Regions from separate parts of the Homo sapiens genome. Here regions 2 and 3 are each linked to region 1. The links are chromatin loops, found by intact Hi-C in ENCODE. Cell type or tissue: A673. All regions are shown on one strand. Links, peaks and the distances in the headings refer to the core of each region. The heading gives the core; the rest is flanking DNA.

Region 1 (8,461 bases), core at 212-8,211:
AGCCCAGGCCAGCCTATCGGTACATTTAGAAAAAAGAAAAATAGAAAACACACACACCGCCCCTCTTCCATAACTTCAAAGGAGACTTTGCATGTGTTATTAGGGAAATCACGAAAGTGGTTTTGAACACAGAATAAAATATGATGACAACGTTTAAACTTGTACCCGTTAACTCTGCTGTCTGGCTTCTTTAGGACACCAGCATGATGTGCTGGTAGAGAAACTCGTATGATATTGTAAGGGCTTTTTTCCTTTTTCATTTCATGTTCCTTCTGCTGGAAATATGAGGGTGGTAGGTTGGACCACAGAAAGAAACCTAAAAAAAAAATTAAAGAACCAAAAATTATTCTATACTAAATTTGCAATGTAAAGCATCGACTTGGTTGGTCAGATAGCCTGTATCTTTTAAAAGATATGGAAGTTCAATTAAATAATAAAAACATTAAAATATTCACAAAGAAAATATGCAACACCAATAAGAGATTATAAAATGTCATGTGCCGCAGGCATGTCTAATTTGTTCTTTTAGTGGCAGGCAGTAAACACGATGTTGAGAAATTTAGATTCGGTCTCTAAGTTGGCAGAAGTCCCTTAGAATAGCACCGTTGTGAACAGGAACCCCCCCAGCATCCTGGGCTAAGGATACTGTGATCTTTTCAGCATTTCCTGAAGTTTTCTGTCTGGAATAGGCTGACCCTGGTATTATCCTGGGACCTCTTCTTTATGCCTGAAATAGCCAGAAAGACTGAAGGCTCAGTCCAGCTTGTGAAGACCAAAATGCTTACTATTTAGCCCTCTATATAAACACCTCTGCTTTAAATCAACACCCAAAGTTGAGATGTTTTTTAGTTCTTCACTTAAAAATATTTTTTACAATATTTGTAAAACCAATTAACTACCTTCACTATTTTCAATGCCCTTGTTTTCTTCTGGTAGTTCAGTGATGTATACATAATACATGTTAGTGATTCAATGTGTCTTTTATCTCTAGAATGATCTAGTTGATTTGGATATATTATATGCATGATTTCTTTTCTCACTGTATTACTCATAACAATCTTGTTCTGAATTCTCCATTCTGGAAAGGGACTATTTCTTTAATTTTCAGCCTGTTTCAGCCATTTTCGCATCAAATTTCAAAATTATTTCTAGTAAGTTTTAAGATTATTCCTTGTTTTCTGTAAATATTCTGTAAATAATCTGTGGTTATCATCAAAAACATCACTTACTTAGCTAAACATTGAACACATAATATTATTTCAGGCCTTCACACCTATTTCCTTGTCTTTGTTGAAACCTTTGACCTTGGCTGTTTATCAAGTCTTCCTTTGTCAGTTTAGTAATGGTGTGAGTGCTTTTTTGATATGCAAGCCTGCTCACTTTTATTAGTGTTTCCACTTGTTAAAAATGTATGCAGTCAGCTGGGCGCAGTGGTTCACGCCTGTAATCCCAGCACTTTGGGAGGCTGAGGTGTGCGGATCACAAGGTAAGGAGTTCAAGATCATCCTGGCTAACATGGTGAAACCCGGTCTCTACTAAAAATACAAAAAAAAAAAAATAGCTGGGCGTGGTGGCGGGCACCTGTAATCCCAGCTACTTGGGAGGCTAAGGCAGGAGAATCTCTTGAACCTGGGAAGTGAAGGTTGCAGTGAGCTGAGATCGCGCCACTGCACTCCAGCCTGGGTGACAAAGCGAGACTCCGCCTAAAAAAAAAAAAAAAAAAAAAAAAAAAAGCATGCAGTCCATTTCTCTGAAGATTTTCTTTCTTTTCTCTTTTCAATCTTTTTTATTTTCAGAGCTCCACTGCCATATTTTCTATTTTTATTATTTTGACTTATTCACATATTATCCAGGACCTAAAAAAATTCAATGCAACTGTATTCTGAATGAATACAATTTTAAAATGTACTAATCAAAAACATGAATTGCCATAAATGTAAAAATTAAAATATTAAAATTATGTTTTCAAAAAATTTTTTCTCTCAAGTAGTCACACATTTTATTTTATTTTTTTTTAGATGGAGTCTTGCTCTCTCACCCAGGCTGGAGTACAGTGGCGTGATCTTGGCTCACTGCAACCTCCACCTCCCGGGTTAAAGCGATTCTCCCAACTCAGTCTTCAAAGGAGCTGAGATTACAGGCATGCGCCACCATACCCAGCTAATTTTTGTATTTTTAGTAGACATGAGGTTTCACCATGTTGGCCAGGCTGGTCTCGAACTCCTGATCTCAAATGATCCACCCACTTGGGCCTCCCAAAGTGCTGGGATTATAGGTGTGAGTCACTGTGCCCAGCCACACATTTTAAATTAAAAGACAGACCTGGCAACGTGGCTCATATCTGTACTCCCAGCACTTTGGGAGGCCAAGGTGGGAGGATCACTTGAGTCCAGGAGTTCAAGACCAGCCTAGACAACATGGTGAGACCCTGCCTCTATTATTTAAAATAAAAAAAATCAAAAGATTTTTTAATGAAAATAAAAGACAAAATTTAAACAACAAAGTAAATCAAGCTTTTTTAAAAGCTGAAATTTTTATTTGATATTTTGAATTTAGATTAAATCTTAAACATTTTTATAAAAATAGCACTATTTAAATTCTACTGGTCATTTTCTATAGAGTTAACAATATAAAGAATCGACATTTCGCTTCAAACATGTTACCTCTAGCCTTTACATACACACATTTAAGAGGAATACGTATTGTTTAATATCACAAAGCACCCTTCAGCCACCATGCGTACCTGTTGTGAATATCAAAGAACTGAAACCATGAATTAGAACACAAAGAGAAGCAAGAGAAAGGACTCAGTACTATTGAGAAGCAACACTTTGTTGAGCTTTGATGCTGGAAGAAAGTATTTGACAAGTGAATTAATCTGTCTTCCCTCCGCCCTAGGCACTTCTAATATTTAAATCCTTTCCACGTTTCTGAGCAGAAGAGCCTCTAAACTTTCAAGCCGCTCTGGGAGCCTCTAAACTTTCAAGCCACTCTGTCACAGCCACCTTCTGTTTGGAAGACACAGGGTGAAAGATAAGAAAGGCAATTTCAGGCCAGGCTTTGTGGCCCATGCCTGTAATCCCGGCACTTTGGGAGGCCAAGGCAGTCGGATCTCTTAAGACCAGGAGTTCAATACCAGCTTGGCCAACATGATGAAACCCCATTTCTACTAAAAATACAAAAAGTAGCCGGGTGTGGTAGCACGCGCCTGTAGTCCCAGCTACTTGTGGGGCTGAGGCAGGAGGATCGATTGAGCCCAGGAAGTCGAGGCTGCAGGGAATCGTGATTGTGCCACTGCACTCCAGCCGGGGTAACAGAGTGAGACCCTTTCTCTCAAAAAAGGGGGGTGGGGACGAAAAGGCAATTTCTCTGAGGCCTGAACAGTGTTCCTGAGGACAGCATCTGTTTAGGGTTACAGGTGACCCTGTGCCAGCTCTAGGGGCCACATCTCAGTGACAGAAGCGCTAGGCATTCTTTCACACATTGTGCCCCCTGGGGATATGCAGGTCCCATAAGAGGGACACGGTGCCCCTCTTGTCCAGGTTTAAGGGTGGCACTGTGAGGGCCCATTTCTCTGGGATGAGCCTGCCTAGGGCTGGGCTCAGGAGGCAGGAAGACTAGAATGGAATGTGAGAGCTTCCCACGCTCAGAAAGGTGACTGGTGTCTCCAGCTTCTGAGCAGTCCCAGCGATGCGGCAGGGCCTCAGGGGAATAACCGCTTGAACTCAGCAGGGGAGGCGGGCCCAGCCTGTGCAGTGACCTCCACGCCCTGGCTCAACAGGAGGGCATTGAGGACCAGGGGGGTGAGGACGAGGGGTCTGTAAACCAGCCAGTGGCAACCAGAAACCAGAGGCCTCTCCTGCCCGCACCCCGGGACCTTGATAGGACCCCGATAGGACCCCGAGAGGGAAGAAGAGAGCCTCTGTCATGAAAAGAATTGTATTCCAGCCTCGCCAGATTAGATTTGACTTGAAGCAGGAAGAAAGAAATGTGACATTTCTCACCTCATTTTGTTCAAAAAAATCAGAATCCACCACGGAAGTAAATTTGTTTGAGTCGTGGCACGTTTCTCCAGCTCTTCTCTCCTCCACCCCTGGAAGCGAGGGGAGCCCACGGTCTGGGGAAGGGCGGACGTCGGGGCCTTCCCTACCGGACAGCACTGCCGCTTCTGCCATCTGCCTTCCTCCTTCTGCGGACTGTCCCTGCCGGAGGCCCCCAGCGGCCTGGCCTCGCATCAGATCGCCTGAGGGCCTCTCAGGTGTTGGTGGAGGGAGGTCATCTGGGTGGGAGAAGTTTTGCCATCAGCCTGAGGAGAGGACAGTGGGGATTCTGGGCAGAAAACAATGCGAACCATCAACAGAATATACATATATATATATATATATATATATATATATATATATATATATATATAGTTTTTTTTTTTTTTTTTTTTGAGACGGAGTCTCACTTTGTCATCCAGGCTAGAGTGCAGTGGCGCAATCTTGGCTCACTGCAACCTCCACCTTCTGGGTTCAAACAATTCTCCTGCCTCAACCTCCCGGGTAGCTAGGATTACAGGCGCCCACCACCACGCCAGGCTAATTTTTGTATTTTAGTAGAGAGAGAGTTTCGCCATGTTGGCCAGGCTGGTCTTGAACTCCTGACCTCAAGTGATTCACCCGCCTCGGCCTCCAAAGTGCTGGGATTACAGGCATGAGGCACCGCGCCCAGCAACAGAAGTTCTTTTTCCTCCATCTGGCCTTCCAGGTTCAAGCAAAGCCAGTGTCATTTGCCCAGGCCTCTCAGGATTCCTTTTGCTTCCAGAGACTCCCTCTTTACTCCCCACGCCGGGTACCCAGAAAAGTCCTTGAAAGAAATTGTTCTCCTCCTCCCCAGGGGTGGGGGGTACCACTTGGCCAGTGAATGGTTACTCCCAACCTTACCCATGAGCTCAGACACTGACAAGGCTGCAGGTCCTGCTCAAATCAAAATAGGAGCTATCAAATCCCGGGAGGGCCCCTGGCTCTGAGCCCAGTCTTCTTGCCTTCAGGATTTCTCCTGGCACAGAATCAGGAGGGAAACGCGCTCTTTCACTTGAACGCAAGTGAGGACTCGGACAGCAGAGGGAGCCAGCAGCCCGCGGTTGGCGCTGAGGCCCGGCTTCTGAAATCCCATCTGTTCCCAGAGCTTGTTGGCGCCCCCCGTGCAAGTTGGGGCACACAGAAAATACAAGTTTTCTTAAATGAATGCCTCCCAAGGGATCAGAAACAGGGCCCGCTGGGGTTTTCTTACAAATTCGTAACCTGCGTGGCTCTCCCGTGCCAATTAAATAATCAGGAGGAAATACCGCGTTTGTCTATTAAAGCCTGGTGTTGCTTCTCAGAGACTCACGGTGTAATATCAGAGGGAATTTACCTTCCATTGGGATTCTTTTGCCATTAACAATTCTTCCTCTCCGTGGGAACTTGCATGTCGCCTCTTCCCCTCGGCCCTCAGAACGCTTACTCTGTGGGCACACAGGAAAAGGTATGGGGGTCTCTGTGCTGAGCGCCCCAAGTTCCTCGTCTATAGGCAGACATTTTGATAAGCTAATCAGCTCTTTAACCAACTATCTGATAATATCTGATTTTTAAAAAGGCTTTCATAAAGTACTTTGTGCTATAGTAATATTTCCAAAGAGGAGCTGAACCCATTTATTGCAATGAACTAACATTTCGAATGCAATGCTGCTTTTCACCCAGCAACCCACGGCCAGGCCGGGCCTTCTTATTCCTGTTCTTCCGCCGAGGAGTCAGAATTATTTGCACCGCCTGCTCGTGTTCTCCACAGATTTCGTGGGGGCAGGTGCTGTGGGTTTCTGGAGATGAGCACTAACAGCTGTGCCACTCGGGACTTTGAGGAACGCCCAGTCTCCCACCAGCGTTCTCCACGGGGGTATCTGGGTAGTTTTCAAGGCCCCGTGCAGCCCCCACACCTATTTTCTCTGTGGCACCGCGGAGGTCTCAGCCGCACGACTTTCAGCTGGACGCCAGGAGTCTCCACAGAAGAACGTTGATCACTCATGACGTGGGGCGGAGAGATCCACACTGCTGAAGTTTATCAGAGGAGCCAAAGTCTGCCTTTATCTCACTCGGATACTACAGGATGCCTGGGGCTGAAGGATCAGGGAGGGGCAGCGGGGCCAGGAGGGAACCTGGAAGAAGTGAGAGTAGGGGCTTTGGATTAAGCCTGGATTCATAACAGGTGGAATGACACTTCTCAAGGAGGCCTGTTCTGTTTTGTTTTCAAGAGATGGGGTCTCTCTGTGTTGCCCAGGCTAGCACAGTGCTGCAATCACAGCTCACTGCAGCTTTGACCTCCTGGGCTTAAGGGATCCTCCCCCTTCAGCCTCCCAAGTAGCTGGGACTATGGGACTATCGGTGTGAGCCACTACACCTTGCTAGTTGTTGTTTCTTCCCCCCAATCCCCCACCTCACCCCATCCCATAGAGACTGGGGTCTCACTTTGTTGTCCAGGCTGGTCTTGAACTCCTGGCTTCAAGCAATCCACCCTCCTCAGCCTCCCAAAGTGTTGGGATTACAGGCATGAACTACCACACCTGGCCAAGGAGGCTTGTTTAAAATGATGCATCGAGGCCAGGTCATGCCCATAATCCCAACATTTTGGAAGGCCGAGGTGGGTGGATTGCTTGAGCTCAAGAGTTCTAGACCAGCCTGGGCAACATGGCAAAACCCCATCTCTACCTTAGCCAGTTGTGGTGGTTAGCACCTCCCAGCTACTCAGGAGGCTGAGGTGGGAGGATCGCTTCAGCCCAGGAGGTCAAGGCTGCAGTGAGCCAAGATTAGCACCACTGCACTCCAGCCTGGGTGACAGTGAGACCCTGTCTCAAAATATATAAAATGATGCATCCTGGATGGTGGTGACCACAGAGCCTGACCTCAGCCAGTCAGTGTTGTTATCAGGGTCCTCTCAGAGGCGTATGACTCACATTTAGGTCCAACAGCACACTTTGTGATAAATGACAGCATCAGCATTGTTCAAACTACTCAACAGACTGAAACAGTTGGTCAGATCTGTAAGATGAGATTTAACTGAGATACATGTCTTCTTCCCTTTCCATTTTGAATGGAGAAGAAATAACCCCAAAACACCACAGGTGAAAACACCTTAGGTGTTGGGATCGCCTCTGAGCTTATGTGAGACAGGACGCCAAAAAAATGGGGTAATCATAGGCTGCATGCATCCTAAGGATATTGGATCCAGAGTTGGAGGGCCAGTACCAGTGCCGGAATGCCGTGCTCATTTCTGCCTGTCTTTGAAAGGAGCCCAGGAGGGTGGGAGACTGAGACCAAGGCAGGGAGCAGCAGTGGGAAGCCCAAGATGCTTGGTCCAGGAGAAGAGGCTGGGAGAGGGACAGGATAAGGCAGCCACCTCCAAACAGGGAAGGGCAGCCTCAGGAAAGGGGAAGGGAATCAGACCCTATAGGCTGGGAGCTGCATTGGCCCAGGGCATTGGAATCCAACAGACCTGTGTTCGAATCCAACCAAGTGGGTGAGCAATCTCCTTAGCCCTTCTGAGCTGCAGCTTCCTCAACCAAGGGATAATGGGACAATTGAGCTCCCAGAGCCACTCAAGGACAGGATGACAGCCGCGAAGTGCTCAGGAAAGTGCCAGAAGCATGGGAAGTGCTTCAGAAAGTGTACCTTTTGTTACTATCTGGTGGAAATTAGATGGAGGCAGATTTTGGTTTAGTGTAACAGAACCTTGCAACTCTTGGAGCTGCCTTACTGCAGAGTGCAATATGGGCAGGATACGAATATTCAGGTGGTCACAATACTGAAAACTCAATGCTTTTGTGTACTTTGCTGCCTACTTGGAATGATTGCAAGTATTTCCTATTGCCTCAAAGGAGAGTTGACAATTATGCTCTCCCTGCCTTTGAGGAAAGAACTATGCTTGGCCCCTATCTGATTACCCCATGTGGACCCCTTCCCACCACCGCACTGCAGAACAGCCAATCAGAGGGGAGGGGTGGGAGGCCCACAGCTGGACCAGAGGAGGCTGTCCCTAACCTGGGGCAGTGGTTAATGTCACCCCCATTAAGAGAGGCTCAGCCTCTGACAGCACAGAAGCTGTGGAAGCAGAGACTGGCTAGACAGGGCTGGGAAGTAGAGAAGATTCAAGTATGAGGGGAGGGGGATGTCACTTCCCCCTCTGAACAGCATCTTTCTTAGAGCATCAGTGATGCGAGAGACGTTCACTGTGGCTCATGGATTGTGGTTGTGTCTTTTACCTCCAGCTGAGGGCTTTTCTTGATTCCACTTCCTGCTGTACCCTACGGCCAGTTCTCTGTCAAGTTGAGGATTTGGGCTCAGCTGGCAGGGCATGTAGCTGAGCACAGGAGGGAGATGTTGAGGGGTTGAAGCTGACAGGTCTCCCAAGGCTGAGCTCACACCCAGTCTCAAGGTGCAGAAGGCAG
Region 2 (8,461 bases), core at 187-8,186, 770 kb after region 1:
TTTCTAACGTACAAATCTCAACTTTCTAATCATTTATTTGTGTTAAAAAGACTGACTTCACAATCATAATAAGTTTAAGAGGAACCTTCAGGCCTGGCGCAGTGGCTCACGCCTGTAATCCCAGCACTTTGGGAGGCCGAGGTGGGTGGATCACCTGAAGTCAGGAGTTCGAGATCAGCCTGACCAACATGATGAAACCCTGTCTCTACTAAAAATACAAAAATTAGCGGGTGTGGTGGCAGGCGCCTGTAATCTCGGCTACTCGGGAGGCTGAGGCAGGAGAATCACTTGAACCCAAGAGGCGGAGGTTGCAGTGAGCCAAGATCGTGCCACTGCACTCCAGCCTAGGCAACAAGAGTGAAACTCCATCTAAAATAAAATAAAATTAAAAACAAAATAAATAAAATAAAAATAAGAGGACCCTTCAGATAATTTAGCTGTTTCCTTTTGTTATACTGATGCAATCACTCAATTAAGTTTAAGCATTTACTAAATGCCTAAGTTCAATTCATGGACAAACCAAAAATATCCTCTTACATTTTAGACAGCTGTGATCTGGTCCATTCCTGAAGATAACAAAGGAAGTTTAATCCATAATACATACCTCCCACCTCAGGAGTTACTTCACATTTATCTCAATGAGATAAGGAAAATTCTACACATTCTAAAATGAATTATTTTAGTGCAACTATTTATTTTTTATGGTAGTATTACAATTATAGACTATCAGTTGGTTCTACTCTGTGAATAAAAGCATAGAAAGCATTAAAGGCACTAATATACTTTTAGAATAGCTGGGATGCCCAAAGAGCAAAATTTAATGAGGTAGGAGGTAATGGCTATCCAAATTCTATCTCAAAAATTGGAAGCTGTGAGTATAAATACACACAGATAAAGATGCTATTTAAAAATGATGTCGGCAGGTCGCGGTGGCTCACGCCTGTAATCCCAGCACTTTGGGAGGCCGAGCCAGGCGGATCACAAGGTCAGGAGACTGAGACCATCCTGGCTAACACGGTGAAACCCCGTCTCTACTAAAAATACAAAAAATTAGCCGGGCGTGGTGGTGGACGCCTGTAATCCCAGCTACTCGGGAGGCTGAGGCAGGAGAATGGCGTGAACTCAGAAGGTGGAGCTTGCAGTGAGCCAAGATCGTGCCACTGCACTACAGCCTGGGCAACAGAGTGAGACTCCGTCTCAAAAAAAAAATGATGTCAATCATATACCTGATTAATTTATGAAAGAAATAATATGTAATAAGTCACTTTCTAGTTGTCATGTACTGCTATGGTTGGCATCTTGCAGTAGCTCAATTTCAATTAAATTAATAAAAATTTAGACAGAGGAAATTGCTCAAGTGTTCTTTCCAGTGAGAAATGTTTATCGTGGGGGGAAAAGGTGTAAATCTGGAAAGATCACGAAAATAAAAATAGGCATTTAGTACTTCAAAAAGATCAGAAAAAATGCTATTAGGAAATTAAATTCTTAAGAAAGATGACAAAAGTATGAAACAAGTATATATATATCTCAGAAAAAGAAAAGGCATCTGCAAACATTCTGAAACACATTGTAATGTTCAGGATAAAAGGGATTTTACCCAACAACAAAATTACTATATAAAGACATAAACATTCAAGTAATTTTGCAAAAACATTCTAAAAGGAATGTTTTAGTCTAGGCATGAAATCCACTTTATCTAAATAGTTTTTCCCTTTCTTAGTTTCTTTGTCAGCCAAGAACGATGCTACCATCAACATACAAAGATTTTGTTCCAATGAAAAAACAAATGCTTTTCAAGCTCATTCTTGTTGGAAATAACAAAAAATAAGTAAATAAATAAATGTTTTTAAGTGTCATTTTCTGGGAAGCCAAACACTGCCCAATTTCTAAGCATCAATTCTGAATTAAAATAATTTCCATCTGTGAAAACATTTTAAAGGACTGGCCTACTTTTTGACAAGCCAAGGAACCAGAGCAAACAGTAACAAAATTATTAGCTATGGGTGGGCACGGTGGCTCACGCCTGTAATCCCAGCACTTTGGGAGGCCGAGGTGGGCGGATCACAAGGTCAGGAGTTCGAGACCAGCCTGGCCAATATGGTGAAACCCCATCTCTACTAAAAATACAAAAATTAACCGGGTGTCGTGGCGGGCACCTGCAGTCCCAGCTACTCGGGAGGCTGAGGCAGGAGAATCGCTTGAACCTGGGAGGCGGAGGTTGCAGTGAGCTGTGATTGTACCACTGCACTCCAGCCTGGACAATAGAGTGAGACTCCGTCCCAAGAAAAAAAAAAATTATTAGCTGAGCTTTGCGTTAAAGATAATTTGCACATCCTTACTGATATTTTCCACAAGTCCACCAGCCAAACAAATATAGCTTAAGTATTACTTATACTTTTATAGGTGATTTCTAATCCTTTTTAGTCCTTTGTGAATGGGATGAAAGATATCAACCCGTTAGATACAATTTTGCATCCACTTTCAGGAGAGTCCCTTAATAAAGGGTCAGTAGTGATGAACACATGTATTCGAAGTGACATTTTTGAGAGGGGACACATCCTTACAAATGAAAGACATCACTGTCTTTGTTTATATAATGAACCTACAATACATAAAGCATTTTCACATTTCTACAGTCATTAGGTTTAAGCTCATTGGAGTCTGACAGTTAACTGTGAGACAGGTCTAGACGGTTATTATTCCTGTTTTACAGTTGAGGAAATTGAGGCACAGATTTAATGGCCTGCCAGAATATTAAGACAGTAATTAGAGGTGGTATGAAAATGTAACCGTTGGATTCCCAGAACTTCACTGCTGAGAGAAAGAAAAACACTGTAATGTTTGTTCCTACTTGAAAAAATCTGGCATGGGCTGGTTTTGGGAATTCTATATACAAACATTTATTTGCTTCACCAATAAACACCACTTTTCTTGATATTGTTGTAAAGGAAGATAATTTTGCCAAACCTATTTTGCTGTATTTAATAAGCATTCTTCTGTGCAGTTTTATATATGTCTAAGCTTTTTTCACAGTAAAGAACATCTTTCCTTAATGAAATCAAGGTCAGCCACATATACAATGAGTATAGCATTATACTTTAATACAGTATTAAGTTATGCTATTATGATGTCTTTGAACACTATTAAAATGATAGTCTGTCCCTGCATTTAATGACCACACACCGCTGGGTTTCCTGCTTTGGCTTGTACAGTTATTACAGCTTCTCTTTTAGGGTTAGCTGTGTATTTCTTCTGCTGTCATTACTTCAGCTTCTATAAGTACCCATCCCTTCTACTAATTTACTGCTTCTAACTTTCCATGTGAACTGGGAAATCAGAAAATTAAGTTTATTAGACTTGAGAGTCCTTCTATTTAGTAAAGTACAAAAGCTACAATTTGCATTTTATTGTCTGTTTACTGGTCTTTATCTTCTGTCTAATGCTCAATGATATCTGGGTACAAAATAACACACCTTCAATTTATGTGTATAGCACAAACCCTCATAAATTTTTATTGAAAAGATCTGACTTTTCTTTAAATAATTGTTTCTTTGAAGATTATTTTTGGTTCCCAACACAATATTATATTAGGATCCTATTTCATGCTTACAGAATAGTGACTCAAACATTATATTTAAAATAAATTTCACAGAGAAATAGAAGTTAAACAATTCAGAAAAAAAGCACAAAGAATAGTAAGTAAACACAAACCTCTCCACTCGGGCTATTCTTTGTAATCCATTAAGTGACACAGAAAATATGCTATAACAACAGTATTGAATCACACAGGAAATAAGTTTAAACGGTCCAAAAGAAAACGACTTCCTTAAAAGTAATACAGGCTAGAAAACACAGGACATTTTTCTACCATATAGCTTCTATGTAGTTTTCATTTCTTAAAATATTAGTCATAAAGATATGCCTTATAATTTAAAAAGAAAAATTAAGTACAAAACAAGAGATCAACAGAAAATGACTTAGTTTGAACTTAAAACATATTTCCTGTCTCAGTAATCACAAACCATTATTGATGAAATTCAGTTTTAACCAAAGAACTTGACTAATGACAGGACGTATGAAAACAATCACTTGTTACGTGACTAAAAAAGATGTTATATGACATATTACTGCCAAAATAAGGTCCATGTCACTAAATTGATGTTAATAAAAATGTTTTTCCTATTGGCATTATGTAAGAAACTAGGGAATCAGAATTTTTTATTTTTACTATTGAGTTTCACAATGGCACACTTAGACTATCTCTAGTTTATTTCTACATTTAATCACTTTCTTCTACTTTAATTTTATACCACTGAATTAGTAAGGTTAAACGACAGGCTACACTGTGCAGCATAACTAACTGGCCTTGAACAGTCACAGCAGCACTAGTAAGCATTTACTGTGTGCCAGGAACTTAACTCCTTAGTCCTCACAACAACCCTATGAGATAGATACTATAATCATCTCATTTTAAGATGAGGAAGCTGAGGTTTGTAAGTAGCTTTCCTAGAGTCACAACAGTGGAGCCCACATACTAACAAAGGTATCTGACTCCATGTCACTAAACTAGATTACCTCCTATTTTAGCATACTTTATTTTAGTACTTTAAAGTCTATTTCCTAAATTCCATCTCTCTACACTACCACCACCACCTACCTTAAAATAAAATGAAAAGAAATCGTTGGAGAACTTATCGACACCTTCATATTCTTTAGGATAAAATCTACCTATGGTTTATGCATAGGTATATGAATGGCCAAGCAGTAACATGATGGTTGACAGGTTTCAGTAGTACAGTATGTAAGGAAGGATAGCCCAGAAACATTTCTTCTAAATTGTCAGACAGGACTGTAACAGATAATGTTAACATAAACAAGTATCTTTAAACAGTATTTGAGAGTCTCTGTAATTTTTAAATAATAAGAACCAAAACAAATCCCCTTCTACCACCTCCAACCTTTCAAAAAGCCCAAGTAAACTCCCAACAAAACCCCTATATTTAGTTATGATAAAAACCAATTAAAAAACCCCCAACACATTTAAGTGCTTTAGTTTTGCTCTTATTTGTATTCTAAACCCAATGAAGCTCAAATTAAAAAAGCCTGTGCAATGCCTGCCCCAGGCAAAAAAATGTTTTTAAACAGCCCACAGACTATTACATTTCTTCCACCAAAGCAGATATTTTTATTTCATTATCTCTTATTAACATTTAATTGAGTTATTTAAATTAAAAAAAAGCAGTACAAACAAAAGAAAACAAAAGCTAGAGCCTAGAAAAACAAGGGCTAATATAGCTTAAAGAACAGCACCGAGAAGCAAATAACACCTTTCAGGTAACTTTTCCTAAAAAACAGAACACCTCACAGTCCCCATGAAAAGGAAATGACATTTTAAATATAAACGCATGAATTTACTACATATTTTTGTACACATTTTTTCAGTATTTACATTTCCACAATATTCAGAACAGCAATATTTTTCTATCATAGCATGTTGACTTAAAATTCATTTTGATAACTTTAAAAATTAAGCTATATTTTAAAATCCAATGGTTTCTTGCATACTGTGAACATATCTGATATGATTTGTGTGAGAAATCACTACAAGCATTTCAGGTTGTTTACAAAAAAAAAAAAAAAGAGAGAACTATATCCAGGTCAAAGACTCGAGGGAATTTAATTACTCTACTGTCACCAAATGGTTATAACCACTTCAGATATAATTAGTTCTCAATATTTAGGTTTGATAAACTATATTCTTCTTTAGGTACTAGAAAATTTCTTTACGTTCCCATTAGAAATTAATCTGGCTAGAAACTTGACCCCCAAAAAAATCTAAGAAAATGTTTACCACAATATGGACTTTTAAAATACTTCGGGTGAAATTAACATCTTTGAGAAAAAGCATATATTCATATGTTTCATAATGTTTGTACAAACAAAATCCAGCTTAACTTTTAATAAATGACTGAACATTACTGTATCAAACAGACTATAACTTTAAAACTAATGATACAAGCATAAATAAAGGGAATAGGGGTAGAGGCTAAAAATGCTAAGGTACTAACAACAAAAGACCTGATTTTTCTGATTCTATTCAAGAAGCAGATTCCATAAAAACCAGAACCAAATAAACAAACTATCTTGGGCAGAAGAACACAGCAAGAAATAACTCTGAAATAAAGAGGCCAACACACACTGACAGAATATAAAATCACCTATCCAAATTTGCACAATTCTCCAAAAACCTGAAATAAATAAGCTATTACTTTAACCAGAACACCATCACTGTTATTATGGGGGCATCTTACATCAATTAATGGATACCAAATGTCAATATAAACTACAAATCTGAATTTAATAAACTTTAAGAATAATGTGTGAAATTATAGAAAAAAATAGTATTTTCGTAACGCCTAAAACTTGAGTAAGCAAGAAATAAAACCAAAGATACAGACTTAAAAAAAGAGCCACAATTCTCAATGTACATAATCAGATCTAAAGTAATATTTGTAAAACTCTTATATAATAGGCTGAGTGATCTAATTTTGAAAGTTCAGTGTCATATACTGTATAAGAGTTGATTAAAACTGGTTTGGTGCCCTTAAATAATTATATATTTTATTGTTGCTATTGCTATACAAAGGAAGAGGGCTAATTTTTGTTATTCCCAGCAAAACATTAACAGGTGGCAACTGGCTTAGAAACTGGTGTTCTTGACACCATCAAGAACAAATTGACGTATTCAAGTATTGCAACCAAAAAATATGTTCTTGGTGTTCATACCAAAACCTTTTCTAAGATAATCACCTACTTCTTCATTCAAGAAAGCTTATTTTAATAACACAGTGGAAGGGGGAATATTAACAGAAGCATATTTTAGTAAGTACTACTCTAATTAATAGTATGAAAAAGCAGTGAGTCTTACAGAAATCTCTTCTTACAGTTTACTTACCTCCACTGACTGCATCTTGCTCTTCCCCTTCAGGAAATGCAACCTGGTTTGGCAAGCTATTCCTAGATCGAGTGACTGTCTCTAACTGGGAAGCCCGTCCTAATAAAGATAGCTCATCTAGCACCTCTCCCTCTTTGGCCTCAAGATCTGATTTTGAAGTGGTTAAGGGCTTTATACTTTCAGGTGCCATTAACCTGTTTGAGTCATTCAAACATGCTACTGTGCCACTGTCCAGGCTCAACACTCGGGCACGAGTCTTGGCACTATTTGTGCTAGAAGTCCGTCGTGTTGCACGCTTTTTGCTGGTTCCTTCAGGAACCAAATGAGCTTTGTGTGTGTGTTCAGAGTCTGTGCCCCTTTCTTTATGAGTGTGTTTGGTCTTTAGAGCACTGTATCTGCCCTCAGGAGACTGACAGGAATGAGAAGTGGTGCTAGAAGAGCTATCACTGCTGAACTGGTGAGCAGACTGAACACTTGATGCTCTACTCAAGTCACTCTGATCACTAGAGTCTTCGTCATGACAAAATATAGCACTGTGTGGCTTGGTACCAGAAACACCTCGAAAGCAAACATAGTCCCTATGCCGGCTTGAATCAAAACTGCTAGCCCGTTTTTTTCCTGTGCGTCTCCTGCCTGACTTGTGGGCAGAAGCTGTCCGATGGATTACGCTAGAAGATTTAGGTCGAACATCCCCTTCCTTTTGCTTTCCACCAACATCTTTACGCACTTTGGAATCCACAGAAACAGCTGACTTATCACTCTTCTCTTCTTTGTTTTCTGCAGTGTTCCCAGGTGGTCTGTCCCCTTGGGAAGTAAATTCATTTGCATGGGGATTTTTATTGGCTTCTTCAGATGCAGAGGTGCTGAGACCTCTCTGGTTGTGCATCTCATCAGAGGGGGTGGGGTCCTTGGCCTCGTGAACCCCACTGTTGGTACTCGCTTCCATAGCAATCTTTTCACTGCTAGTCCTTTTGTCACTGGCACAGCTATTCTTCTCCTCTGGGCCTGCACAGCACTCTTTCTTCCTCCCACTTTTTGTTCCTGCTTTAGGAGACTCCTCATGCTCTGACAGGATGCTCTCTATGTGAGTTGAGCTGGTCTGCTCACTTTTATAGCTGCTGACAGTACTGTTAGTGTCCCGGTCCGTTCCACTGCAGTAGCTTTCTGTTGACCCACTACTCCGTGTGCTCAGGCTCCTCAAGCTGTCCATGCTTTTCTCTGCTTTCAAAGGTTTGCTCTTCCCACTTTTTGTGGGTGGCTGAGAAGTATTGATTTTCAAGTCACCAGCAAGCTGAAATTCCCCAGATAAACCAGAATTTTCCACCAAGGATTCTTTGGATCCAGAAAGAGGCTTGGAAGATTCTAACTCACTAACTGGATCTAATCCACGTCTTTGCTGATAAAGGGGAAAATCATTCAGTGAAGTGTCTGGAAAAGCCACAGCAGAGCTAGAAGTCCGTGGTACACCTCGCGGCCGGTGGTCTTTTCTATAAGAGTGTGAGTGTA
Region 3 (8,461 bases), core at 238-8,237, 590 kb after region 1:
CTTGAGCCCAGGACTTCGAGACCAGCCTGGGAAACATAGTGGGACCCAGCCTTTCCAAAAAAAAAAAAAAAATTATCTGGGCATGGTGGTGTGCACCTGTATTCTCAGCTACTCCGAAGGCTGAGGCAGGAGGATCTCTTAGCCTGGGAGGTGGAGTAACCCGTGATTGTGCCACTGCACTCCAGCCTGGGTGACAGAGTGAGACCTTGTCTCAAACAAAACAAAACAAACAAGGCCGGGCTGGGGGCTCACGCGTGTAATCCCAGCACTTTGGGGGGACGAGGTGAGCAGAGGAGGTTGGGAGTTCAAGACCAGCCTGGCCAACATGGTGAAAACCTGTCTCTACTAAAAATACAAAAATTAGCCAGGCATGGTGACATGCGCCTGTAATCCCAGCTACTCAGGAGGCTGAGGCAAGAGAATCACTTGAGCCGGGAGGCAGAGGTTGTAGTGAGCTGAGATTGCACCACTTCACTCCATCCTGGGCGACAGAGTAAGACTCCGTCTCAAGAAAAACCAAAAACCAAAACAAAACCAATAAAGTATCAATACTGAATCATCAATTGTGAAAGATGTACCATACTAACATGTTAATAACACAGGAAACTGAGTGTGAGGCATATAGGAACTCTCTACCTATCTGTGTAATAGCTCTATAAATCTAAAGCTATTCTAAAATTTAAAAGTTTATTTTTAAAAAGGTTATCTCTCTCGCAGGGTTGTGAAGATTAAAATGCAAGGAAAATGCTTAGCACAGTCCCTAGCAGGTGGTAAGTGTTCAGTGCATGGCAACTCAGTTATTATTAGGTACCAGAGAGGAGAGACACTGCAGTTGGCAATGCACCGGAGAGTGTATGAATATATGAATTACGACTCTAATTCCCAGTTCTGGCCACAGCCCCTTGTCAACAGATAGCACACAAGAGCCGCTCACCTCCTGGAGAGGGCCACCACATTGGGTTGCCTAATTTGCATCTCTGTAAAAACCTACAGATCAATGGGTGGGTGGCGGTAGCAGTGCCAGCTGATGCACTAATCATAGCAAAGATTGACATATTAGGGCTCGCTGATTTGTGCAGAGCCAATCAGAGCAGAGTGTGCACAGCAGCAGCCCCCAAGGGAAAGGAGTTCCTCCCACAGAGCTTTCCTAGCTGCATGGCGATGTCACTGGCTCCCCTGCAGGGCTGCACGCTGCCTCTCTGGTTAAAGATGGAAACTGGATCTTGTGCTCCAACTTGATCCCTTGCACCAGCCAATGATGAGATTCCTCATGCCAGCCACCCCCTTTGTACCAGCCACCAGCCAGGATGAGAGACCGCCCCTATCTACCAGGTCACATGGTTTACTCTAGGGCTCAAATACCTGTGGCATTGACTCAGTCCTTGCCCCAGTGGGCCTCTATCATCTGGACATAGACCAGAAAGAGCAGTGGGCAGTCAACTGGCTTTGGAGAAATGTAAGTTATGGAGAAACAAATCCAGGGGTAAGAAATCCAATACTCAGTGTGTTATTTCGCATACTTGGGTTGCAAGTGATAGAAACCCAACTCAGCTAAGTTGGGATGGGGTGGGGTGAGGGATGTGACATTTATTAGGAAGACAGAGAGATTAGCTCACACATCCAGACCTCAGGAAGGCAGAGTTGGGGCTTCCAGGGACCACCCACCAGAACCCGCACTCCAGTATTGTGAAGAAACCCCCTGTGGGTTTCTTGTTTTCCCTCCTTGCTCTCAAGGCTCCTTCCCCTGGGCAGCTGGAACCGTGGCACAGACAGCTCCCAGATCCACTATTACCCCAGCTTCACCAACAGAGAGGGAAAAGGCACTACTCACCTCCCTCCTCTTGCCAAGCTTCATTTAAAAAAAAAAAAAAAATCCAGGAAGGACACTGATTGGTCCATCTTGACTCACATGCTCTCTTCTAAACCAATCAGGTCCAGGGCAGCAGTGTCATGGAAGTTGTTTGCTCAATTCAGAACACAGGCTAGCATTAGGACAGTCCAGGGACAGAAACCACTGTAGTTATTTAAACACAGAAAGCCTAATATAAAGAATCTCGAATTATATGTAAAATAGTGAATCGAGTGACTGAAAAGGTAAAAAGAGAACTCGAATGGGTGGCAGAGTTAACAGCTGCCTGAGACAGCTGCTAACCCCAGGGCTGGAGGGAAAAAGGGAAGAGGTTGGAATAGTTAAAAGTTAGAAATTTAAAGGAGGGGACCCAGGTTTTTGAGAAAGAGGTGCCAGAGGCGCCAGCTGGTTCGTATCTCTGACGGGAATGCAATAAAGCTGATTCAACAAGAGGTAGGAAAACTGCAAATTGAATTCAGTTGCCGCCATAGGACTGCACTATCGCAGAGGGTCAAACAAACCTGCTACATCCATACAATGGACCATGATTCAACAACCAAAAGGGGCCAGGCACGGTTGATGGCTCACACCTGTAATCCCAGTGTGTCCGGAATTGGTGGGTTCTTGGTCTCACTAACTTCAAGAATGAAGCCGCCTACCCTCGAGGTGAGTGTTACAGTTCTTAAAGCCGGTGTGCCCGGAGTTTGTTCGTTCTGATGTTCGGATGTGTTCGGAGTTTCTTCCTTTTGGTGGGTTCGTGGTCTCACTGGCTCAGGAGTGAAGCTGCAGACCTTCGCGGTGAGTGTTACAGCTCCTAAGGCGGCGCGTCTGGAGTTGTTCGTTCCTCCTGGTGGGTTCGTGGTTTTGCTGGCTTCAGGAGTGAAGCTGCAGACCTTCGCGGTGAGTGTTACAGCTCATAAAGGTAGTGTGAACCCAAAGAGTGTGCAGCAGCAAGATTTATTGCAAAGAGCAAGTGTGAAAGGGGACCCGAGCGGGTTGCCACTGCTGGCTCGGGCAGCCTGCTTTTATCCTCTTATCTGGTAGCACCCACATCCTGCTGATTGGTCCATTTTACAGAGAGCCAAGTGGTCTGTTTTGACAGGGTGCTGACTGGTGCGTTTACAGTCCCTGAGCTAGACACAAAAGTTCTCCGTGTCCCCACTAGATTAGGTAGATACAGGGTGTCGACACAAAGGTTCTCCAAGTCCCCACCAGAGTAGCTAGATAGGAGTGTCCACTGGTGCATTCACAAACCCTGAGCTAGACACAGGGTGCTGATTGGTATATTTACAATCCCTTAGCTAGACATAAAGGTTCTCCAAGTCCCCACCAGACTCAGGAGCCCAGCTGGCTTCACCCAGTGGATCCCGCACTGGGGCCGCAGGTGGAGCTGCCTGCCAGTCCTGTGCCGTGCGCCCGCACTCCTCAGCCCTTGGGTGGTCGATGGGACTGGGCGCCGTGGAGCAGGGGGCGGCGCTCGTTGGGGAGGCTCGGGCGGCACAGGAGCCCACGGAGTGTGGGGAGGCTCAGGCATGGCGGGCTGCAGGTCCCGAGCCCGGCCTGCGGGGAGGCAGCTAAGGCCAGGCGAGAAATTGAGCACAGCTGCTGCTGGCCCAGGTGCTAAGCCCCTCACTGCCCGGGGCTTGCGGCCCGCCGGCCGCTCCGAGTGCGGGGCCCGCTAAGCCCACGCCCACCCGGAACTCGCGCTGGCCTGCAAGCGCCGCCCGCAGCACCGGTTCCCGCCCGCGCCTCTCCCTCCACACCTCCCTGCAAGCTGAGGGAGCTGGCTCCGGCCTTCGCCAGCCTAGAAAGGGGCTCCCACAGTGCAGCAGTGGGCTGGAGGGCTCCTCAAGCGCGGCCAGAGTGGGCTTCCAGGCAGAGGAGACGCCGAGAGCGAGCGAGGGCTGTGAGGACTGCCAGCACGCTGTCACCTCTCACCAGCACTTTGGGAGGCCGATGTGGGTGGATCATTTGAGGTCAGGAGTTCGAGACCAGCCTGGCTAACATGGTGAAACCACATCTCTACTAAAAATGCAAAATTAACCCAGCAGTAGTGGTACGCGCCTGTGATCCCAGCTACTTGGGAGGCTGAGCCAGGAGAATCACTTGAGCCTGGGAGGCAGAGCTTGCGGTGAGCCGAGATGGTGCCACTGCACTCCAGCCTGGGTGAGAGAGTGAGACCCTATCTAAAAAAAAAAAAGGAACAGAATACTGATACTAGTACACAGATAGACCTCACAAATATCACACTAAGTAAAAGAAGTCATATGCAACAGGACACCAAGTGAAGTGTATGCTTCCATTTAAATGAAGTGTCCAGAAAAATCAAAACTGCAGAGACAGAAAGTAGATTAATGGTCACCTAGGGTGGGGATGAGGCTGGCACAGAGTTACTTTAGGGAGTGATGAAAATAGTGTAAGATCTGATTGTAGCTATGGTTGCACAGCTCTGTCAGTATACTAACATTATTAAATGGTACACTAAGAAGCTTAGAAGGAGTGAATTTACAGTATGTAAATTATACCTCAATAGAGCTTAAAATAAAATTCAGAACACAAGTAGACAGAAAACCCTAAGCAGCAGCAAATTCCTTCACCTTCTCTTGCCTTTCTGCGTCTCTCTAATGCCCCCTATGTGCAGAGCCTCAGCAGGAAAAGCTTTGCAGCTGGGAAAGCAGAAATTTGCTCATGAAGTTCCAGCCTCCACCTCCCAGAGCAGGATAGAGCAGGTTAATTTGAAGCAGAAAGACAGTTACTTAATAACTGTTGCAGGAAGGTAAGTGCTGCCCAAAAGAAGGAGGGTTCCTGGAAAAGGGCTGGAAGATTTGCCAGGCAATCTGCACAATAAAATTCCACATCAGAGGGCCTGGCAGGCTGGGGAAAATGGGCAGGAACTCAGACTCAAAATCCTGGAGAAGTGGGAACCTGTAGAGTGCGAGAGAGACTCTGTTGACCCCGGGAGTCAAAGGGCAGGGCAGGTGCTGATAAGCAAGGAGTCAGGGATTGGGGGTGAAATGGTTCTGAATCTGAAGACTTTGTGGACAGGGAGCACCTTGTTCTAAAAGACATGACATCCTCAGAGTCAAGGAGCATGCCAGTCTCACCCATGGCAGGGGAAACTCTTCCCAGTGGTGTGGGTTTGTGAGAGCTACGGGGTCTGAAATACTCCCATTAAAGGGCTCATTCATTTGAGATCACCCCTTTCCACCCTTACAAGACGCAAATACTCTTAAAATGGCAGCCCGGGTTTTTATCAGTCTAAAGTATGTATTGCGTGACTACCATGTGCCAGGCACTGTGCTACTTCCCGGCATTTCTAAATCACTCCTTCCCCTGACAGGAGAAAACACCGGCAGATGAGAGGGATAAGGAAATCGAGATAAGGAAAGTTCCTGAACGCCAAAGCGTCTGGACACTCAGGAAAGTCCAGCCTAGAGACACAGAAAGTGGATCTGTAGTTGCCGGGAGTTGGGGTTCAGGGGGCAGTGACAGGAAGTGGGCATGCGGTTCCTTCCTGGAGTAATGGGAATGTTCTGAAATTAGGTGGTGGGGATGTTGCACAACCCTGACAATAAACTGTATCAGCAATCATAGATACAGTCACTAAACTGTGCACTTAAAATGGGTGAATTTTATAGTATGTACATTTCCCTCAATAAAGCAATTTAAAAAAAGGAAAGTATCTCAAAAGCAAGTGTTTAGGGACACGTGAGTAGATAAGGACAAGATGTCCACTGAGGACTCAGCATTCAGCCAGCACAGGGGCTGCGGCCATGAAAGACCTATGAAGCCGATTTCTACTGCCACACCCTCCCTGTTGCAGCTGTGCCGGGGCTGCCTCTGGCTGGGCCTTCCTGGTGGCCCTGAGGGAGAAGGCATTGCTTATCAGATTGGTCAGAGTTTCCAGACATTCATCTTCTCCCTTTACTGGTGAGCAGGATCATCGCATGCTCAGTCCCACATTCCTGCCTGTCTCTCCCCACTATCGCTGTGCCTGTGAGGGAGGGTGACTGAGAGTCAGCCCAAGGGCAAGCCCTGGCAGGGAGCTCTGCCCTCAGGTTCCTTTTTCCATGCAGCCTGAGACTGAGATTCAGGTGTAGGATGAGGCTGTATGGCTTGTGGACGCCCACCCAGCTTTTACCACCATTCTGCAAAGAGGTTACTGGGTTCTGGCTCAGCTATTAATAAAATGGTATATTCATTCCTACTCTGTACTTGTCACTTTGTGTGTGTGAAAAATAAGGCAGCATTTGAGCATTTCTGGTCTCTTGCTATAAAACAATCAAACACCATCCAACTCTCAGCTATATTGCCTTAGAGCATTCCAGGTTGAATTAACGATGTGCTTAATTGTAGCTGTTGCAAATTCATATACTGGTTTGCAGCAGTAGGGCTGGACACTTACAAATGAGCCTGGCTATTAACTGACCAGTGATTCTAACACTTTAATGTGCATACGCATGACTTAGAAGCTCTCCCTAAAATGCAGGTTCTGATTCCGGAGGTTGGGATGACACCCTGGATTCTGTGTGTCTAATAAGCTTCATGTGTTGGTGTCCTTGCTGGTGGTTCGTGGACCACAAGTTGAGCAGCTTGCATCTAGAGTTTCTCTGCCGCTATGAAGCTTCTGCTCCTTCTCCTGGAGCATCCACCTGCACAGGAAAGGCCAGGCCTTTTCCCAGCAGAAGCTCATGCGACCCACTGGGCTCTCTGGGTGTGCACTGAGGGACTCTAGGCCTCGACATCAGGTCCCGGCTCCAGATCCTGCAGTGGCTGCAGGTCAGAATCATAGCCATAGCAAAGGCAGCAGCTGCCTCACTTACCACCCCCCTCTCACCCCCCACCCCGCCTCCCACCAGCAGAGAATGTAAGGAACAGCTGATTAAGCAGAAAGGGACATGCTCCAGCTGAGATCAGCCATTCACCAAGGACTCCCTTAGTCGGGAGAGGACAAGCGCCATATGTCCCCTGCTCAGCACCTTTGAGGTCTGACTCCTGCAGGTGATGGGCCCTGAAGTGCTGCCAACAGCAAACAAGACAGAATTTGCTGCTGAAGGCAGAAAAAGCCACCCCTGAGCTCACTTTGCCATTGCCTGAGCCAGAGAACATGTGCTTAGCATCACTAGGTGCCTTGGACACAGACAGAGGTGATGAAGACCAGGTTCTTGTCTTTGGGAGCCCACTACCCTGGGCAATGTGAAGTGTAAATACCCGTGGGCCATGGCAGGGTAAAAAGGAGGCCCCAATACAGAGAAAAACTGCTTAGGAATAGGGAGACACATGCCAGTAGGGAGAAGAAACTCCCTTGGAGAGGGTGGCATCAGAGCTGTGTCTGAAAGTGTGGGTAGGATCATAGTGGGTGGAGATGAGCGGAGAGAGAGATCACAGTCTATGTGGGAGGAAATGTAGAAGGGGGATGTTGAGCGCATGTCTGAAGAATGGAGGGTCCGTATGTGCCTTTGATAAGGAAAGAGATGTGCAGTGCACCGTGCCCGTTAGCATCTGCTGTGTGCTACACACTTGGTGGACATAGTAGAGGCTACAGGAAGTGAAAGAAAAGCAAATACTCTGAAAATGACAACACATTTGTGCATTCTAAAATATCCAGAGGTCACAGGCAGAAAGGGCCATGAGCAAAAGACAGAGCAATAGAGTTCAGAGAAGGGGTTACATTCCTTGGGGCCTGTTTTTGGAGAACTGTGGGTACCTAGGAAGCAGCCAGGCGGGCAGGCAGGCAGACTATCTGATTAACCAGGAACTGGTCTTCCTATATAGAGAACTAGAAAGTGTGGCCCTTTTCCCTTGGTGTTCTACCTCCGCGTTCAGCACCTTCTCCCCACCTGCCTGACACTGAAGGATCTGTTCGGTATCCCTGGGCTGTGCCCTTGACAAGCTGCTATGGCTGTTAAGGGTGACCTGACATATAATAAGGAAAACTATCCAAAGCCTGGAAATAAGGCCAAGAAGATATTTGTATGTCCTTTCAATGTTGTGCTGAAATATTAACAGGCTTGCCTAACAATTATTAATCTTCTGGGAGAATGTACTATATTGTTTGACTATCCTGTTTACTATTAACTGAGGGCTCAAACTCTGAAGTTACATGTTAGCCTGCAGAATTGTGTAGATGCAAATGATTCCCATCCAGTAGAAAAGATAACCTCAAAGATTAGGGTTAATTGCCCTGTAGCATGTTAACCAGTTTTGTATCTAACCTATGTATCCAATATTCTTTCTTTAATAGGACTGTATAAACTCCAATGCTTCAAATGCTTTTTGTTTGTTTATGGCTTTTAAAATTTTCTTTCCAGCTATGCAGCTCTGGGCACAGTGGCTTGCACCTGTAATCCCAGCACTTTGGGAGGCTGAGGGGGGTGGATCACGTGAGGTCAGGAGTTTGAGACTAGCCTGGCCAATATGGTAAAACCCTGTCTCTACTAAAAACACAAAAATTAGCATGGCGTGGTGGGTGGGTGCCTGTAATCCCAGCTACTTGGGAGGCTGAGGCACAAGAATCTCTTGAACACAGGAGGTGGAGGTTGCATTGAGCCGAAATCTTGCCACTGCACTCCAGCCTAGGCAATAGAGCAAGACTCCATCTCAAAAAAAAAA

The links. Hi-C counts contacts between places; a loop is a spot of excess contacts. Peaks named below come from ENCODE experiments on the same cell type or tissue, not always from the same donor. Only the 100,000 strongest peaks of a DNase experiment are listed, where the experiment ranks them.
Region 2: it touches region 1 in a loop (4-fold over the local background); 2 of 110 quality-filtered maps call a loop at or near these places.
Region 3: a loop joins it to region 1, with 8 times the contacts of the local background. A loop is called at or near these places in 3 of 110 quality-filtered maps.

What each region holds. Positions count from the first base shown.
Region 1 is chr14:71,749,893-71,758,353 of GRCh38, reverse strand. No RefSeq gene overlaps it. Among named protein-coding and RNA genes, the nearest start is that of RGS6, 180 kb to the left of the region's middle. RefSeq lists enhancers at 1-67, 3,445-4,359. In A673, for the core only: a CTCF peak has its summit at 5,106 (motif pointing right); a DNase peak (open chromatin) is centred at 5,083; H3K27ac peaks cover 598 bases.
Region 2 is chr14:70,977,143-70,985,603 of GRCh38, reverse strand. PCNX1 (pecanex 1) reads right to left here. Exons shown (of 36, transcript NM_014982.3): 6 at 6,956-8,461. Among named protein-coding and RNA genes, the nearest start is that of PCNX1, 74 kb to the right of the region's middle. In A673, for the core only: no CTCF peak of the experiment used is centred there; a DNase peak (open chromatin) is centred at 3,793; H3K27ac peaks cover 941 bases.
Region 3 is chr14:71,162,682-71,171,142 of GRCh38, reverse strand. No RefSeq gene overlaps it. Among named protein-coding and RNA genes, the nearest start is that of SIPA1L1, 150 kb to the left of the region's middle. In A673, for the core only: a CTCF peak has its summit at 4,486; DNase peaks (open chromatin) are centred at 1,162 and 4,492.